Linked DNA regions of Homo sapiens: all the other regions are linked to region 1. A link is a contact called in ENCODE Hi-C or POLR2A ChIA-PET data. All regions are on one chromosome and are shown on one strand. The core of a region is the stretch at or near the end of the contact, and the rest is flanking DNA. Distances in the headings are between cores, read along the strand shown.

Region 1 (3,843 bases), core at 1-2,500:
AGGGAGCCTAGGGCTCCCCACTGCTGATGTGGGGCTGTGACTGCCACTGGGGTTTGTGGACCCAATTTGTTCAGAAGAGGGAAAGTAACTAAACCAGGGATGAAGAACTAGCGATTCCCCTTCCACTGCCCAGTGTGAGGTCAAAAGGGACCGAGAACCTCCTTCAGGGTGAGCAGGGTTGGGGAGAGGCCTCCAGTCTGCCGGGCAGCTGCAAAAACGGTGCGCAGACCAACAGGTTTTCCGTCTCCGACTCAGCTGACCCGTCACTGTCGTGCCAGATCTCTAGCAGCAAACATTTGTAAGCATAACGTGACTCGGATTTTCAAAAACAGGCCTGTCAGCAATCTTGTTGACCAAACCATTGTCGGATAAGCACGCAGCAGTCACCTAGCAAACCACGTCCCTCTTTACCCCGCTCCCCCACGATCATTTAAATGACATCAGGCTGTGGTTCTGGAAGGTTCCCAGTGTCCTTGGGGTTGTGGGTGTAACTTACTTATTGTACATCTATCTTGTGCCAGGCCCTGGGCTGGTACTTGGGACACAGGGACAATGCCTGTGGTTCTTCAACAAGAATCTGTGACCCTCCGGGGGCAAAGGGTGTTGCCCAAGGTAGACCTGGGGAGGTCTGAAAGAGGGGAAGGGTGGATGTGGAGGGTTGGAGGTGCGCAGAGCATGGCCGGCATGTGGAGGCACTTGGCAGCCAGCAGAGAGGGCAGACGCTGGAAAAGCCATGGAGCTCCGCAGAGGAGCCAGCCAGAGCCGTGGGAGGGGGCGACACTGAGAAGAGAGAGAGGCTGGGAGAGCTGGCTCAGCCCGAAGCCTTGGCCATGGGCTGAACACATGGTTGAGGTCCCCAAAAACTGCGTTGGCCCAAAGCAGGGCTGGTAACTTACCTCCATGGAGGCTTGGGCCAGGGATGGGTAGTTTGGATCCAAGTCCGGGCTGACCAATGTGGAAATGGGAACCCGAGAGCGGTTACCATGGAAACACACTCACCGTGTTCTTTTGCTTGTGAAATGCAGTCGGAGGCGGATGTTCAGCCCCTCCTCCCCCTCAGGTCAAGGCTGCCATTTAATTAAGCACTTTGGTGTTGATGCTCTGACGACACTCCTCAAAACAGAGCCCTGGCTTCCCAGACACCACGGGGACTGCTGAGAAATGCTCTCGAGCTAAAGCGCTGCTCCCCCACACTCCAAGTCTGCACCAGCCGCCTGTGGCTGCGCACTTTGCACCTTACAAGTGAGGAACTGCCATCTCTTGCACCAGTCTCGTTTCCTGTGCGCTGTGGCCACCTGGCAGCCCCGCCCTGTGTCAGGAGCTTTAGGTTGGAGGTTCCACCCTGATGGGCTAGGTGGGTTTTGTAGCTTTCACTTTCAGTCATCATGGTCAACTGATAAGGGAGGCGTGAAATCACCCCATTTTGGAAGGATCCCAAATGTCTATCAACTGATGCACTGATAAGCAAAATGTGCTCTCTCCATGCAATGGAGTGCTGTTCAGCCATAAAAGGAATGAAGTGGTGACCCGCACATGCGGCAGCAGGGATGATCCTTGGAGATGTGACGCTGAGTGAAAGCCAGACCGCAGAGGCCACATAGCATATGAGTCCATTTCAATGAAATGTCCAGCACAGGCCAATCCATAGAGACAGAAAGTGGAAGAGTGGCTGCCAGGGCCTGGGGGAATGGGGTGGAGAATGGGGAGTGACTGTTCTTGAGGACGGGAGTTCTCGTTGGAGTGGTGAAATTAGATAGTAGCGATGATGGCACAACATTGTGAGTGTCCTTAAAGCCACTGAATTGGATGCTTTAAAGTGGTTAAAATGGCCGGGCGCGGTGGCTCACGCTTGTAATCCCAGCACTTTGGGAGGCCGAGGTGGGCGGATCACGAGGTCAGGAGATCAAGACCACGGTGAAACCCCGTCTCTACTAAAAATACAAAAAATTAGCCGGGCGTGGTGGCGGGCGCCTGTAGTCCCAGCTACTCGGGGGGCTGAGGCAGGAGAATGGTGTGAACCCGGGAGGCGGAGCTTGCAGTGAGCCGAGATCGCGCCACTGCACTCCAGCCTGGGCGACGGAGCGAGACTCCCTTCTCAAAAAAAAAAAAAGTGGTTAAAATGGTGAATTTTGTTATGTGACTTTTATCTCAATAAAGAAAAGAACGTGTTTTACAGGTGAGGCAGCCCAGGCTGATGTTTGGGAATTCAGGCACAGTCCCCGGGGCATGGGAGGTGGGGCCCTCACCCCTCGGGGTCTCCTGTGCCCTGGACTCCTCTGTCCTCACCTTCTCACATCCAGTTGGTCACCAGGCCCTGTGGATTCACCTGCGCAGTGTCCCTGAGACCATCCTTCCTTCTATCCCTGCTGCGTTGTTACCTACTGACCCCCAGATAGCCATGGCCTGGTGGGGCATTTCCCTGGAGAAAGGGGGCTGAGCACACACACCCAAGGTGTCCAGGCCCTTGGCTCTGGCCTCGTGTTGAGAGTCTGGCCACATCACGTGGCCTCTGAGCCTCCAGCCCTTATCAATGAAGGTGATTTGGATGTTGATGATGAAAGTGGCCATGACGTCTCTACCTCATCTGCCTCCCAGCGTTGTTACAAAGACCAAATGAGATGAAATAGAAGCATGTTTTGTAAACTGAAAAGTGGTGTGCCAATGTGAGTGGTGATGACGATCAGTTTCCTTTAAGAAGTAAGTGTTGTGGAGTCCCTGACCCTGGACTGCAGCTAGGATCACGCATTCATGGTCTGCTGAGAGCTGCGTGTTCCTTAGCTCCCGGGGACAAATGGATGACCCGTTAGACCACCCGGCTTCTTGTTGAAGGCGAACGTGCTGGTTACCCCCTCCGGTTTTGAGATAATCACCAGGAAGTGAGCTTGTCAGCTGCAGGCCAGTATCTCCTGTAGACAGGTGGTTTGTGTCCTTGGGTCTTGGTGCTAACCTACATGCTTCGTGCGGGACTCTGCAGGGACGTACTTAGATTCTAGGAAGAAACGCAGATTGATTTTTTTTTTTTTTTTTAACTCAGTGTGATCCTTTGACCAGTAGCATCAGCATCACTGGGAAGCTTCTTAGAAGCGTAGACCCCAGAGCTGTTTAATCAGAAGCTGCGTTTAAGATTTCCCCAGTGATTCAAATCCACACAATGTTTGAGAAGCAAACATATCGCTCTACGATATCATTAGGTGCCTGAGAAACCCTCACACCAGCAACTAAACGCCCTGAGAGAGCATCAGTTTATGCAAGTGGCTAATACAAGGTGAATGACTCCAAACCAGTGGCATCCCTATGTGCCAGCAACCACCACTTAGGAATTGTAATGAGATCTTGGTGATAATGGCAGTTAAAATATGAACTGTTTGTGAAGTAAGCTGAATAAGGATATGTGATCCCCTCAAGAGGCACAGAACTTTGTTGGAAAACACAAAAGGGGTCCCAATTAAATGGGGACACCAACGGTTTACAGCAGAGGTTCTCAACTGGGGGTGTTCTGCCCCCTTTGGAGGACATCTGCAATGTATGGAGGCATTTTTGTTTGTCATAACTGGTGGGGCCAGGTGAGGGGTGCTGCTCAGCACCCTGCAATTTACGGGATGGTTCCTACCAGAGAGAATGATCTGGCCCCAGATGCCAGTTGAGCTGATGTTGAACAATTTTGGTTTATCCTAGTGGGGTACACATGCACCCGCATGCACACGCACACACATGCAATGCACACATACACATGCACGCACATATTTTTATTTTATTTTATTTTATTTTATTTTATTTTATTTTATTTTATTTTATTTTATTTGAGACAGGGTCTCAGTTGGCCACCCAGGCTGGAGTACAGTG
Region 2 (3,843 bases), core at 931-3,430, 2.8 Mb after region 1:
GGTTGCGGGGTTGGGGGTTATTTATTCTCAATCGCTACGCTACTGAATTCCCACATGCATAATAGCTTTACTCAAATTGATTATCTTGCAGCTCTGGAGACGAGCAAAAGTCATGAGTCTCATGGGGCTAAAATCAAGGCATCACTGGGACAAGCTTTCTCCAGACCCTCTAGGGGAGAATGAGTTCCTTTGCCTTTTCCAGCTTGCACAAGCCACCTGCATTCCTTGATTCATGGCCCCTTCCTCCATCTTCAGAGCCAGCTGGTGCCATCTTCCAGTCTCACTCTGACTCTGACCCTCCTGCCTCCCTCCTGCAAGGACCTTTGTGATTTCATCATATCCACCCAGATAATCCAGGATCATCTCCCCATCTCAAGATCTGTTCAATCTGCAAGGAGCATTTTGCCGTATAGAGTAATATATTCACAGGCTCCAGGGATTAAGACAAGGGCATCTTGGGAGCAGAGAGCGTTTATTCTGCCTATCATAGAGGGTTGGAAATAACAATAATAATAATAATAATAATAATAGCAATAGTATCACAATAGCGAAGATAGGGAATCAACCCAAATGCCCATCAACAATAGACTGGATAAAGAAAATATGGTACATATACACCATGGAATACTATGCAGCCATAAAACGGAACGAGATCGTGTCCTTCGCAGGGACATAGATGAAGCTGGAAGCCATCATCCTCAGCAAACTAACACGGGAACAGAAAACCAAACACTGCATGTTCTCAATCATAAGTGGGAGCTGATCAATGAGAACACATGGACACAGGGAGGAGAACAACACACACCAGGGCCTGTTGGGGAGCAGGGTAAGGATGGAGGAGAGCATCAGAATAAATAGCTAATACATGCAGGGCTTAATATCTAGGTGATGAGCTGATAGGTGCAGCAAGCCACGATGGCAAACGCTTACCTATGTATCCCACACATTCTGCACATGTATCCCAGAACTTACAATAAAAGTAAATTTAAACAATAATAATAGCAATAGTAGCTCTTATAGAGTGCTTGGGATATTTGCCAGGTACTATGATACCCAAAGTATGATACATAATTAACTCCCCTAATCCTCATGAGAGTCCAGTGTAATAGGTACCATTATTATCCTATTTTACAGATGAGTGCAATGAAAAGTTAAGTAACTTGTCCATGGCCACAAATGGGATAAGTGGCATAGCCAAGATCTGAACCCAGGCAGTCAGACCCTGGATCCCTTGCTCTTGAGTATGTGGGGTCTGTCATATTATTTTTTAAACCAACATCGACATTTAAAATAGTTAATAACAGGCTGGGCTCAGTGGTTCACACCTGTAATCCCAGCACTTTAGGAGGCCAAGGTGGGAGGATCACGAGGTCAGGAGATCGAGACCATCCTGGCTAACACGGTGAAACCCCATCTCCACTAAAAATACAAAAAAATTAGCCAAGTGTGGTGGCGGGCGCCTGTAGTCCCAGCTACTCGGGAGGTTGAGGCAGGAGAATGGTGTGAACCTGGGAGGCGGAGCTTGCAGTGAGCCAAGATGGTGCCATTGCACCTGGGCAATAGAGCGAGACTCTGTCTCAAAAAAAAAAAAAAAAAATTAATAACAGGCCAGGCTCAGTGGCTTGCACCTGTAATCCCAGCACTTTGGGAGGCCAAGATGGGAGGATCTCTTGAGGCCAGGAGTTCAAGGCTACAGTGACCTATGGTCACACCACTGCACACCAACCTGGGTGACAGAGCAAGACCCTGCCTCAAAAAATTAATTAATTCATTAACTAAAATAAATTAGTTAATAATACTAACATGGTCACAAAGTAGTACAAAATGAAAAAGGCAGATTACTAAAGTACATTACAAAAGGGTCGCATGTTGTGAAAATGTCTTGTGAATAAAGTTTTGTTGGACAAAAAGATTTGGAAGGTGGTACACCAGGTGTTAACACCATCTCTCTGGGTAGGGGGGTGGCGGGGGCTAAGGGGTTGTTTTTCTCACCCAGAAGTAGGTTAAAATGTGTCTACCAATGAACACATAGTACTTCTATAATGAGGGGGAAAAAGCAGTTGTTTTAATTAGGAGAAATATGCAAGGCCAGAGGGAAGCAGCTCAGAGCTGTCTAAACAGGAAACTGGCGTAACGTTCACTCTGCGCCACGCTGGGCTTGGGCCCTTCTTGCCTCCCCAGGGACACGGGCCCTCCTTCAGTCATGCTACTACCTGGTGTAGGGGCTTTTCCCACTGGTGGAGGCTGGTGGCAGGCCAGGGACATCCTGGAGTGGCTGGTAGTGCTGGGGAGAGAGACACCTGGCCGGTGAAATCCAGCCGAAGCAGGAGCAGAGAAGACGCAGTGGGATCCCTGAAGTCCTGAGGCCGGGGAGGCCAGCCCCTCCTCCACCTCTTCTGAGCTCTGCGGGGTCTCCTCTTCCTGCTGCACATGCTCTCACCATGCCTTGCCTAATTTTGCTAGTTTCCATTCTACAAATTAGTAAGTTCCCATTTCCTTCTTTCTCAAAACAGAATCCTTCACACACACAGATACTTCACCTCCCAAAACTCACGCCTACCCCTGGCCTCCAGCACAACTTGTATAGATGAAAGCAGCACCTTACAGCTTCTTCCCAACAGCCCTGTGACAGTGGAGTGGCCCCCAGGCTGTGATGTGGTATCATCACTGTTTCTATTTCCAGAACTTCACCTTCACCCTGTCGACGCTCCTTCTCCAAGCCCAGGCCTCCCCAGCCTCCCAGAAGCACTGGGCTGCTTTTATATCCAGGCTCAGGTCCAAGAGCACTTAACCCCAGAGGACCCCTAGCTGTGTGCTACAGAAGAGCAGGAGGAGGACACCCCCTACACATGCGAGCTATGTCTCAGCCTGTCCCATGTCCCCCACGCAAACACAAATGCAGGCACCTGCTGCCTGAGGAGACATATGGCAGCATGGCTGGGAGGCACCCTGTGTTAAGTACATACTGGACTTGTGACAATCACTTACAAACTGAATCCTCCCAGTGATCTGATGGGGTAAGCTCCACTATTACCCCATCTTATAGATAAGAAAACTGAGACTCAGGCCAGGCGCGGTGACTCACACCTGTAATCCCAACACTTTGGGAGGCCAATGCAGGCAGATCACTTGAGGTCAGAAGTTCAAGGCCAGCCTGGTCAACATGGTGGAACCCCATCTCTACTAAAAATACAAAAATTAGCCAGGTGAGGTGGAGGGTACCTGTAATCCCAGCTACTCAGGAGGCTGAGGCAGAATAATTGCTTGAACCCGGGAGGCAGAGGTTGCAGTGAACTGAAATTGTGCCGCTGCACTTCAGCCTGGGGACAGAGTGAGACTCCATCTCAAAAAAAAAAAAGACAAGAAAAAAGAAAACTGAGACTCAAAGAGGCCAAGTAGATTGCCTAAGGTCACACAGTCACTAAGTGCCAGGACCACGAGTGGAACCACGGTGTATGGTTAAAGAGGAAGTTGTCACAGAGGTGCCCTATCTCAACCCCAGATACTGCTGCCATGGTTAGGAAGAAACCGGAAGTCCGAGGCTGAAAGGGGCAGCCAGGGCCTTTTCCTGATTCATCTGTTAACCAGGTATCTGAGGAGCACCAGCCACAGGCCAGATATGGGCCAGGTGCTGGGAAGTCCCCCTTATGAACAGAACAGACAGGGTCCCTGGCCTCCCAGCACTCTTAGTCTGTGGGTCAGGACTACCGAAGGCCTGGCCCCAAGATCGGGCCTTGCATGAAAGCAGGAAAAGTCAACCCCAGGATTTCTGATTTCAACCCCAAACTGCACAGCACCTAAATCTCTCCCAAGACAAATCAAGACACATAATTTTGCGAGCCT
Region 3 (3,843 bases), core at 701-3,200, 2.8 Mb after region 1:
CATAGGCCTCGCCTGCTTTATAAGTGCCCTACGGCTGCTGCACCAATTACTGCAAACTCAGTGGCTTAAAGCAACACACATTTATCAGCTTTCAGCTCCTAGGTCAAAACCAGTCTCACTGGGCTAAAACCAAGGTGTCGGCAGCACTGGCTCCTTCTGGAGGCTCCGAGGGAAAACCTGCTTCCTGGCCATTTTCACCTTGCAGTGGCCGCCTGCAATCGTGGCCGTGTGGCCTCTTCCTCTGCCTTTGAAGCACATCATTCCAACCTCTGTTGCCATCATCTTGCCATTGTCTTCTACTCACTCTGATCTCCTGCCTTTTTCTTTTTTTTTTTTTTTTTTTTGAGATGGAGTCTCGCTCTTGTCTCCCAGGCTGGAGTGCAGCGGCATGAACTCGGTTCACTCACTACAACCTTCACCTCCCGGGTTCAAGCGATTCTCCTGCCTCAGCCTTCTGAGTAGCTGGGATTACAGGTACACGCCACCATGCCCAGTTAATTTTTGCACTTTTAGTGGAGACGGGGTTTCGCCATATTGGCCAGGCTGGTCTCGAACTGCTGACCTCAGGTGATCCACCCGCCTCGGCCTCCCAAAGTGCTGGGATTACAGGCATGAGCCACTGCCCCCAGCCCCGCCTTTTTCTTAAAAGGACCCTGTGAACACACTGGATCCACCTGGGTAACCCAGAATACTCTCCCATCTCAACCTTCTTCACTTAATTTCATCTGCAAGGTCCTCTTTACCAAGTAACATGACATACCCACAGGTTCCGGGGAGCAGGACATGGACATCTCTGGGGGCCATCAATCATGCTTACCACCTATGCCGACCCTTCAACACCCTGTCCACTGATCTGCAGAGGAGGAGAGTATTATTTCAAAGACAGTTTTGGAACATCTTCCCAGGAAAGCCAAATCTCAATCCCCCACACCCCACCACAATTGACAAAGCTAAGAGAAATTGATAACAAGCTCTAGGGCAAGCACAGAGGATAAAATTGAAAAAGGAAGAAAAAAAAGACACTCCCTATTTGCAGCATCTCTGCAGCGTAAGGGTGCTTTGCATACACACTGGAGAGTCTAGTCTCATCTTCCCTAGTTAACACAGGAAAAGAGAAGGCTCAGCGAAGTTAAGGAATTTGCCCAAAATCACACAGCCTGCAAATGGTGGATCTGGGATGGAACCCCAGGCCTGTCTGGCTCTCTCTTTGTGCTGCTCTGGAAAAAAAAAAAAACATCTTGGATCTGTCTGAGATTATTTGAGAGGGGAGGGGTCCCCAAAAGTTGTTTGCAGTAAAACCTTTTCTTTTGGGTAGGAAGTTATGCAAAGCATTTGCCACTGCCCCCAGTTGCTTGGCAAGTTAGCGGAGAAAGATCTATTTTGGGGCTCTGCGCTCCACTGATCTGTTCACCACCCGCTGCTTATACATTTTTTTCTACAGAGGCCACTTCCTGAGGCTTAAATGGGTTGGTCAGCCCAGCAAGACCAAGCCTGGCTCAGAGCAGCACACAAGGCAACAAGTAGGGCCAGCACTGAGCAGCCAGGAGCCCCCAGGACCCACCTCAAAAGGAAAACCACCCATCTTAGAAGAGGCAACGGCTGCCTGTCAGCCGATCACCAAGACACACAGCATTCGAGCCCTCGAGGAAGGCAACAGCCACCGAGGCTGCCCAACTACACATGTACATTTGTATTATTTCATTCATTCACTCATATTATTCAAGAGCCCCAAACTGGAAATACCTCCAGTATTCACCACTATGCCTTGGGGTGGTTTGTTACACAGCAAGAGACAACAATCCATTATTATTACTATGATATTTAGCATCTGCTATGTGCCAGGCATTATTCTAATCACTCACATGTTAACTCACTGAATCCCCACAACAATCTGATAAAGCGGGTAATGTGGCCAGGCACGGCGGCTCACGCACGCCTGTAATCCCAGCACTTTGGGAGGCCGAGGCGGGCAGATCATTTGACATCAGGAGTTCTAGACCAGCCTAGCCAACATGATGAGACCCTGTCTCTACTAAAAATACAAAAATTAGCCAGGCATGATGGTGTGCACCTGTAATCCCAGCTACTCAGGAGGCTGAGGTGGGCGGATCATTTGACGTCAGGAGTTCTAGACCAGCCTAGCCAACATGATGAGGCCCCCATCTCTACTAAAAACACAAAAATTAGCCAGGCATGATGGTGTGCACCTGTAATCCCACCTACTCAGGAGGCTGAGGTGGGCGGATCATTTGACGTCAGGAGTTCTAGACTAGCCTAGCCAACATGATGAGACCCTGCCTCTACTAAAAATACAAAAATTAGCCAGGCATGATGGTGTGCACCTGTAATCCCAGCTACTCAGGAGGCTGAGGTGGGAGGATTGCTTGAACCTGGGAGGCGGAAGCTGCAGTGGGCCAAGATTGCGCCACTGCACTCCAGCCTGGGTAATAGAGTGAGACTCTGTCTCAAAAAAAAAAAAATTGGGTAATGTTTCCCCATTATACAGAGGGGAAAACTGATATGCCCAAGATCTCCCATGAGGAGAATGGGGGAGTAGGCAGTGGTATATTCGGTCACTGGAATGCTGCTCAGCAACAGAAAAGGAAAAACTACTGACACTAGCAACAACATGGGTGAACCTTGAGAACATCACACAAAAGAAGTCGAATGCAAAACACAGTCTACTGTTTCATTCCATGTTTATGAAATTCTAAAACCAAGGAAAAATCCTGGATGACTCAAAGTAGGTTGGGGTGGCCTGGGGCAGGGAGTGTGCATGCTGGGGAGGGTGGGGGGCTGCAGACTGCAGAGGGAAGTGAGGGAACCCTCTCTCCTGCGATGGAAGGTGTTCTGTGTCTCAATTAGGGTGGTGGTTACACATGTCTACACATGTGTCAAAATGCATCAAACTGTGTACTTAAAATGAGTGCCTTTTATTGTATATAAATTAAATATGAAATAAAGTTCATTTTAAAAAGTTCTTAAAATATGAAGCACAACTTCCATTACCTAAAAGATCATAATCCTTAAAGATGAAATAGGACATCTTCACAGAAAAGCAACCAGATCCTAGTTTGGGTCCAGTGCTCCCTGGAGGGTAGTCAATGGGAGATATTTTTCTTTTGTGTTTGTCTATCTTTTCCAAAGGTTCTAGAATGAATCTGCATTTCTCTGATAATGGAAAATAAGACCTACTAAATGTAATTTTTAAAACTGAGCTAGGGCTAGGCACAGTGGCTCACAGCTGTAATCCCAGCACTTTGGGAGGCTGAGGCGGGCAGATCACAAGGTCAGGAGTTCGAGACCAGCCTGGCCAACATGGTGAAACCCCCATCTCTGCTAAAAATACAAAAATTAGCCAGGCATGGTGGTGGGTACCTGTAATCCCAGCTGCTCAGGAGGCTGAGGCAGGATATTCGCTTGAAACCAGAAGGCGGAGGTTGCAGTGAGCCGAGATAGCGCCACCGCACTACAGCCTGGGCGAAAGAGCGAAGCTTGGTCTCAAAAAATAATAATAATAATAAATACATAAATAACTGAGCTGGGATAGAGTCCAGCCTTCCAGAGGTGGCTGGGAAGATCTCACACCTCAGGGCAGGGTGAAAAGCAGTGGGCGAGGAGCCAGGAGGTCCACCCAGCTAAGCCTCAGGCTTCCTGGGTGCCCCAAGCCAAATCCTTGACTTCTCCAAGCCTGGCTGCACAAGGGGATTCGCAGGAGCTCCCTCGCCTCACAGGGTTGGTACCAGATGAAGCCTCAGAAATGAGCTCTGAAAATGGATATGAGGCAGTGTTGTCACTCCACACCTGGGAATCCAACACCCCCAGGATGTCCTGACTCTGCCC

What was found. A loop is a pair of places that touch in the nucleus more often than their neighbours do. ChIA-PET counts read pairs that join two places held with the same protein, here RNA polymerase II (POLR2A). Pooled maps may share reads with other maps.
Region 2: a pooled map shows a loop between it and region 1 (4-fold over the local background). The contact joins two enhancer-like sites. A Hi-C loop is called at or near these places in 2 of 50 pooled maps. POLR2A ChIA-PET finds 5 or more read pairs at or near these places in 2 of 52 experiments (GM12878 and OCI-LY7).
Region 3: a pooled map shows a loop between it and region 1 (10-fold over the local background). The contact joins two enhancer-like sites. A Hi-C loop is called at or near these places in 2 of 37 single-sample maps with no recorded cell type and 3 of 50 pooled maps.

What each region holds. Positions count from the first base shown.
Region 1 is chr16:84,591,783-84,595,625 of GRCh38, reverse strand. The region is part of intron 2 of COTL1 (coactosin like F-actin binding protein 1); the gene reads left to right. Among named protein-coding and RNA genes, the nearest start is that of COTL1, 24 kb to the left of the region's middle. RefSeq lists an enhancer at 1,435-1,734. Within about 2 kb of position 1,250, at least 18 of the 41 ENCODE cell types and tissues checked have a DNase peak (open chromatin) inside an H3K27ac peak, as active enhancers do; they include GM12878 and OCI-LY7, where a contact is called at or near this core.
Region 2 is chr16:81,797,353-81,801,195 of GRCh38, reverse strand. All of the region lies in intron 2 of PLCG2 (phospholipase C gamma 2), which reads right to left. Among named protein-coding and RNA genes, the nearest start is that of PLCG2, 20 kb to the right of the region's middle. RefSeq lists enhancers at 2,152-2,761, 3,032-3,451, 3,502-3,551. Within about 2 kb of position 2,180, at least 12 of the 41 ENCODE cell types and tissues checked have a DNase peak (open chromatin) inside an H3K27ac peak, as active enhancers do; they include GM12878 and OCI-LY7, where a contact is called at or near this core.
Region 3 is chr16:81,819,263-81,823,105 of GRCh38, reverse strand. The region is part of intron 2 of PLCG2 (phospholipase C gamma 2); the gene reads right to left. Among named protein-coding and RNA genes, the nearest start is that of PLCG2, 42 kb to the right of the region's middle. RefSeq lists enhancers at 1-70, 771-920, 931-1,120, 1,301-1,400. Within about 2 kb of position 1,950, at least 3 of the 41 ENCODE cell types and tissues checked have a DNase peak (open chromatin) inside an H3K27ac peak, as active enhancers do.